Linked DNA regions of Homo sapiens: region 2 is linked to region 1. The links are chromatin contacts, found by Hi-C or POLR2A ChIA-PET in ENCODE. All regions are on one chromosome and are shown on one strand. The core of a region is the stretch at or near the end of the contact, and the rest is flanking DNA. Distances in the headings are between cores, read along the strand shown.

The links. A loop is a pair of places that touch in the nucleus more often than their neighbours do. ChIA-PET counts read pairs that join two places held with the same protein, here RNA polymerase II (POLR2A). Pooled maps may share reads with other maps.
Region 2: a map of mammary epithelial cell shows a loop between it and region 1 (3-fold over the local background). The contact joins two enhancer-like sites. A Hi-C loop is called at or near these places in 2 of 168 maps with a recorded cell type or tissue (PC-3 and mammary epithelial cell) and 9 of 50 pooled maps. POLR2A ChIA-PET finds 5 or more read pairs at or near these places in 2 of 52 experiments (AG04449 and HEK293).

Annotation. Positions count from the first base shown.
Region 1 is chr2:39,995,187-39,998,401 of GRCh38, forward strand. The region is part of intron 2 of SLC8A1-AS1 (SLC8A1 antisense RNA 1); the gene reads left to right. Among named protein-coding and RNA genes, the nearest start is that of SLC8A1-AS1, 79 kb to the left of the region's middle. Within about 2 kb of position 1,650, at least 2 of the 41 ENCODE cell types and tissues checked have a DNase peak (open chromatin) inside an H3K27ac peak, as active enhancers do; they include PC-3 and mammary epithelial cell, where a contact is called at or near this core.
Region 2 is chr2:40,031,436-40,034,650 of GRCh38, forward strand. All of the region lies in intron 2 of SLC8A1-AS1 (SLC8A1 antisense RNA 1), which reads left to right. Among named protein-coding and RNA genes, the nearest start is that of SLC8A1-AS1, 120 kb to the left of the region's middle. Within about 2 kb of position 1,641, at least 3 of the 41 ENCODE cell types and tissues checked have a DNase peak (open chromatin) inside an H3K27ac peak, as active enhancers do; they include PC-3 and mammary epithelial cell, where a contact is called at or near this core.

The DNA.
Region 1 (3,215 bases), core at 400-2,899:
TGTGGGGTCAGTAGGCTCTCTATCTAACTCACTGTCACATATCCTGTTTGTGGTGGAGTAGGACTGAAACCTGTTTGACTTAAACTTCTGTTTGACTATTTATATTCCTAGAAATATTTCATGCTTACAGCAAAACTATTTTGCCTCTTTTAAAACCAAAACCACTAACATGGTATCTAGTCCAAATAATCATGGACTAGATTATTGGAACCTGGAATTTTGTTGAGAATCCCAGCTGTATTGTTTCGGCTTTCAGATACTCATGTCTACATAAGGAAGAAGTATCATCGAAAGGAAAACTTAACCCAAAGCATAGCTAAGATAGTATCAGAACTGTGACAGCTATAGTTCTCTGCAGGTACCACCCTCAAAGATTACTCTGTGATTACATGACTGTACTTAGATTCTTTGAGGAACATCTGTTTTTTTTTTTGTTTACTACACCCAAACTTAGAAAGGGCCATGACAATTTGTTGCCCTCCAGATTCAGTTTTTGTAATTGCCCATTAAGGGTGATTGCTAACAGTGTTTAATCAAAGGAATTTTAAATGGGGTTTCGTGGTTTAGGATTTCAAAGTCTTCTATAAATCTTAGGGAGCCACTGTTGCATGGTATATTTGATAGTGTGGTCTTTGCGGAATTCATATGGTGTCATGAAGATTTGAAGCAGAGAGGAAACTGAAAAATTACTTAGTGCACTACCTTTATTTTATAAATGAACAAAGTGAGGAAAAGAGAGGCCATTGGCTTAAAGTTGTTCATTGTTTCAGAACTGAGCAAAGATGTTGTGAGAGACCCTCTAATATATCTGAAGGAAAAAGTCTTTAGATATCAGATTGGCATGACTGTCTTACTCTCTGGATGTGTGACCCTGGAAATGTTATCTGAACTTTATAAACCTCAGTTTCTTCATTTGTAAGTTCTGGGTAATAACTGTCTTGTAGAATAGCTGAGGAAAATTATAAATATGTCAAAAGCAGCCAGGTAGGACTGTAAGTACTAGCTATAATTTATATTGCTTTTTCAGCTCAACAGTCTTTTCAACTCTACTTTCTAAATTACTTGCCTCCAAGTCTCAGTCTAAGCCAAACTTTAAACCTCATCCACACTGACAAGAAAATCAGCTTTGAAAATAATCTTGAAATGATGTATTTTATGAAGGGGATGGGTGTAACTGGATTCTTCACTCCTCCCACTCCAGATCTACTTGCTCCTCTCCTGCTTTCTTCCAAATAATGTCTTACCAGAACTAATGGAAAAATTATCCTGGTCTTAATGATTCCCATCTGGTTATATATAAGTAATCAATCAAATTCTGCCAAAAATTAGCAAATATATTTCATTTTTAATAATAGACATGACAGATAGTTGCTAGCTGGTAGGTTTGCTGGAGGACACTCACAGGAGACCAGTTTTTCCCAAGATACACTTAGAAGCAGTAGAGAACATTTAAACCTCACAGATGGTACTTACTAGCTCTGTGTCTTTAGGCATATTATTCAGTCCTTCTGAGCCCTGCTTCTTCAGCTCTAAAAGGTGAGTCACAATAATCATTTATTTGGAGGCTAGTTGTGAAGATTAAATGATGTAACAGAGGTCGAACACTTAGCACAGTGGTTTACCCTTTCCATGGTTTTAGCTACTTGCAGTCAACCACAGTCTGAAAATATTAAATGGAAAGTTCCAGAAAGAAACAATTCATAAGTTGTAAGTTGTGCACCTGTCTGAGTAGCATGATGAAATGTCTTACAATTCCACTCCCTTCCCCCCAGGATGTGAATCATCCCTTTGTCTAGTTACTTCTATATACTACCTCCCCCTTAGTCACTTAGTAGCCATCTTGATAAGATCAACTGTTGGGAGAATGCAGTGCTTGTGTTCAAGTAATCCTTATTTTATTAATGGCTCCAAAGTACAAGAGGAGTGATTCTGGCATATTGTTATAATTGTTTTATTTTGTTATTGGTTATTGTTATTAATCTCTTATGCCGTACCTAAAATTAAACTATTATCATAGGTATGTATGTACAGGAAAAGCATAGAACCTATACAGTTTGGTACTATGTAAGGTTTTGGGCATCCACTGAGGGTTTTGGAAGGTACTGTCCAAGGATAAGGGGGAATTACTGTATAGGACTATTTATACAATGGGTGCCAAATAAATACTCTGCACATCTTCCCTCCAAGGACTACTGTCTCATTCAAGCTTCAAAAGTTGACAAAGAACCATTAAATGAGCGTTATAAAAAGCAAAGCAAAATATATCTCTGAATCTTTTTATTGTTGAAACCCAATCATGATGGGTACTTGCTAGTTTTTCTTCTAAAACATGGTTATGACCATATTAGCATAGAAAAAAACATTTGGGTGGTTTGATTTGCCATGCTTTGTTTGCAACAAGAAAATAATTTGTATTTTTATTTAAAATGTCTTGCAAGGAAGCAGACATCAGGAATATTTACTCAATAGCTGCTTGACTGATACCATTAGACCTCATTCCAGAGTGGCCTGGCAGTCCTGAACTGTAACACCAAGTATCACACATTGTGACTTATCTTTCCACAGTGAAAGAGATGTGGGAACAATTTCTTTCCCTCTCTAGGCAAAGTCTCTGTCATTTCAGTGACACCTGGAAATGGGTGGAGTGTTCAGGTGTTTCAGCAGAACTTTTTCTATCACTGAATGGACGTGGCCTTTCTGTCTTTTCCTAGGTTCACTGTGGTTGTCCTTTTATTCTCTTCACTCTCCTTACTCATTTTCATCTTCGGTTTGTGGATTAAGAAGGGGAGGGGATGGAGTAGGAGAGAGACATATCCTGAACTCTGTGGCGTCTATTTCCCCCTATTCTTTACTTGTAGTACTTGGGGCTCTTCCGGCTGGTTTGTCAGAACTGGATACAGACACCTTGGGCATTTCTAAGCTTGTCCGGGCACAGGAGCAGCCATGGGTTTGGAGAAATATGATCATTTGAGCCACCCTTCCTTCCCGGCTCAAATGCTAAATTACATGGCATTGTAAACATTTGTTACATTTAATTTTTGTTGCCAAATGCGTTTTCTTAAGTATGGGAAAATGTGCCTGAAGATTTGTGTTTTGTTTAAGAGTGATAATTCAATAAAAGATTTTAGGCTGCTCAATTCTATAATACTTAAAATACTCAGTGATGAGGATTTAAAATGCGAGTAACCAAGCAGCTCAAGATAAAGCAAAAGACT
Region 2 (3,215 bases), core at 391-2,890, 36 kb after region 1:
GGCTTAAGATTATTGTGTGTTCCTTTAATCGATAAGAAACCAAGGCTTAGAAAGTTTAAGCAATGAGTCAAGGACCCAGGCAACCTAACTCCAAATCCAAAAATTTTAGCCACTCTGCCTCATCTCTATCTGGGTGCAAATTGTATCTACAGTCGTACTTTTCTCTTAACTATTTCTTGTCCCTAATGAAGGATGTTGTACTTGTATACATTTGTCATTCTTTTGAGTTCAGACCTGCTTTTGCATTTGACTTAAAACCAGCTACTTGTACAGGGGAATCTTACTAGTTGACTACCTTCCTCTTAATAATTTTGGTTAGAGAAAATAGCACAAAGTTTGTAGGAAGGAGAAATGAATTTCAAAGTAAATAGAGACACTAAGGCATTACATATGAAAATATCTTAAATGGTGCCTAGCACATAATAAGTAGGTTCATCATTAAGTGTAAGTTAAAAACACACACACACACACAAAAACCCACCTTGGAGAGGCACAGTGGCTCACATCTGTAATCCCAGCACTTTGGAACCCAGTGATTTGAGATCAGCCTGGGCAACATGGCAATACCTGTCTCCCAAAAAAAAAAAAAAAAAAAAAAGGTCAGATGTGGTGGCTTATGTTTATGGTCCCATCTACTTACTTGGGAGGCTGAGGTGGGAGGATTGTTTGAGACTAGGAGGTCAAGGCTGAAGTGAGCTGTGTTTTGTGCCACCGTACTCCAGTGTGGGTGACAGAGCAAGATTCTCTCTCAAAAAAACAATCACCTTAAATCTCTTTTCTTTTGCATCTATATCCTAGGAGTAGAGACAGAGAGTAATACTAAGAGAAGGTAGAGGCGGGAGGAGGAAGAGGAAGGAAGAGAAACCAGAACATACGTCCAAAGATATATGAACCCATTAGGTGGGAGATGAAGCAAGGGTTTGTGGAACAGAATCCTATATTTATATTTTTTGCCTTGTTTGGGTCCTGAACACTTTAGAGAAAATTGAAAAGGTGGCTGAGTGGGGAAACTGACAGCACCAGAAGAGAGGAGAACTTTGCTGATTTTTAACTTTGGTGGGACCAGTCCTAAATTAAAGCCATACTTCATATTCTGTGAGGGATGAGAATCACTTTCTGGGATTTTTAAGTCCCATCAAGTGCTTAAGACTCTTTTCTGAGTATTTAAAAAGGCTGTGGAAATCATCCTTATTTTTATTGGTCCGGTACCTACTAGGCTGTAATGAGCTAGTTGAAATGTGAAAACCAACGTTTCAGACTTGTGTCTGACTTTACAGTCTAAGCTATGATGAACTCCACTCTCCTCCACTCAGCCTCTTTCCTTGGGTTCAGGATGTCAAGCCCAAAGACTTGAGCTACACACTAGGCATGGGGCAAAGGGATGGTGCTGCTACCAGTGCCAGGTGTGGTAGTTGATGTCTTTAGTAACATCAGAGATAAAGTCCTAGGTATTTCAGACTGTGTGACACATTTGGGGTTCACTGTTACTAAAAATATTCTGTTTAACTGAAAGGTATTTGTCCACAGATAGACACTACAATGAACAAACAATTTTTCTTTGATAAAAGCACAAAGTACCTTGGGGATCATGCAATCAGAGCTTCAGCTTCATCATTATGAACATAAATTCTCTTTGTACCAGGAAATTGTGGAAACGATAGCTCATAGACAGCTCATATTGAGAGAATGTTAATGAGCCACTACATACTCTCTGAGGTTGACTAACCATTGTGGAGATAATGCTGGTGGCAAAGGATATGAGTATTCTAGAGGGAATGGGCAAGTGAAGCAAAGTGTCTCTTAATGTGTGCCATCTACCAGCACTAAAATGGTGCCCACTTGAACTGATTTGTAAACTTGTAACACTGACTTTGACCATCTGTACTCCTGGGTATCATGGTAAGTTATAAAGTAGATCACTACGCAATGCCTTTTAAGGTGCACACTCTGCTTGTGGTGCAAATAGTAATTCAGGGGCCTGGTTTTGAATCTATGCTGGTCTGCCTCATTTAAGAGAGCATTCAGGTTTCCATTATAGCTATGGCAAACTAAAATCTAATTGAATTCTACAGGCATTTAATAGCATGTCTAATGCGGGCAAAGCTCTTTGCTAGGGGATGGTAGAGGTACAGAGATAAAAGACAAAGATCAGTGCTTGATAATCCAGGGGTTACCGGCTATAGAAATTCTCTTAACTTGGTTCAGTGAATCTGAGGAGCTGGGAAAGGTGAGCCAGGGAGAAAAGGGAGAAAAGTCACTGCAAAGTGTGCTGACATCCTACTCTGGGCAATTGAAGGTGAATCCTGCTAGGACTCTCAGATTCTTTGTGGTATACATCAGAAGTGCCCTACCAGAGAATGGGAGGCGAGACACTTAACTATTGATTCCTAGCCCCTATCAGTTGAGGACTGGCCCTGGGGTTGTCAACTCCACAGTATTTCCTGGTGCCTCCAGGCTGAGCAGGCTCTCTGAGTGCTTGAGAAAGTCTTCCAGCAGAGGAGGAAGCAGCAGGAGCTTGAAGTCAGAAACTGTGAGCAGGCTGGAAATGGTCTATCCCGGTTGCTGATGAGCTCATTTCAGCCTATGGGGTTGTTGTTCACTTATTATAACAGTTGCACGTGCTTGCCACAGAAAATTTGGTAAACAAAATTCTATAATCACATTTTAGAGATAACCACGGTTATCACTCTGGTGTGTTTCCTACCAAAACTTCTTTTTCCACTGTGTGTGTGTGTGTTCTATACATGCATATTGGCAGGGTTATATTGTTTGAAATTTTACTTTGTAAAAAATAGAATCATGAAAATGGAGGAATTTAACTGTTAAACAGTCACCACAAAGTCTTCAGCTGATTCTAACAGGGAGGGAGTGTGAGCTTGGGAGAGACGCCTCTATTCATCTCAGGGCAACAGCTGGACAGTGACTCAGTTGAGAGCTGTGAGCTGTCCATAATCCCAGCAACTCAGGAAATGGATGTCTCAGTCCTAAAGAGGGGAGGAGTGGGCAGGGCACACAGCACCCGCTACAGTCCACCCCTTTGAGCTGATAGGATTGAATTTTTGTATAATAAATTCTGGGAACACCTCTTTAAAAAACGAAATTTTACTGTGTTTTTCTTGTTGTTTCTCCACTATTCAAAGTGGCCTGATCCTTAGTCTTTACTTGTCTCAGGCAGTTTTGAAGAACTCACAGTAGGCAGTACTTGAGGTCAGTGC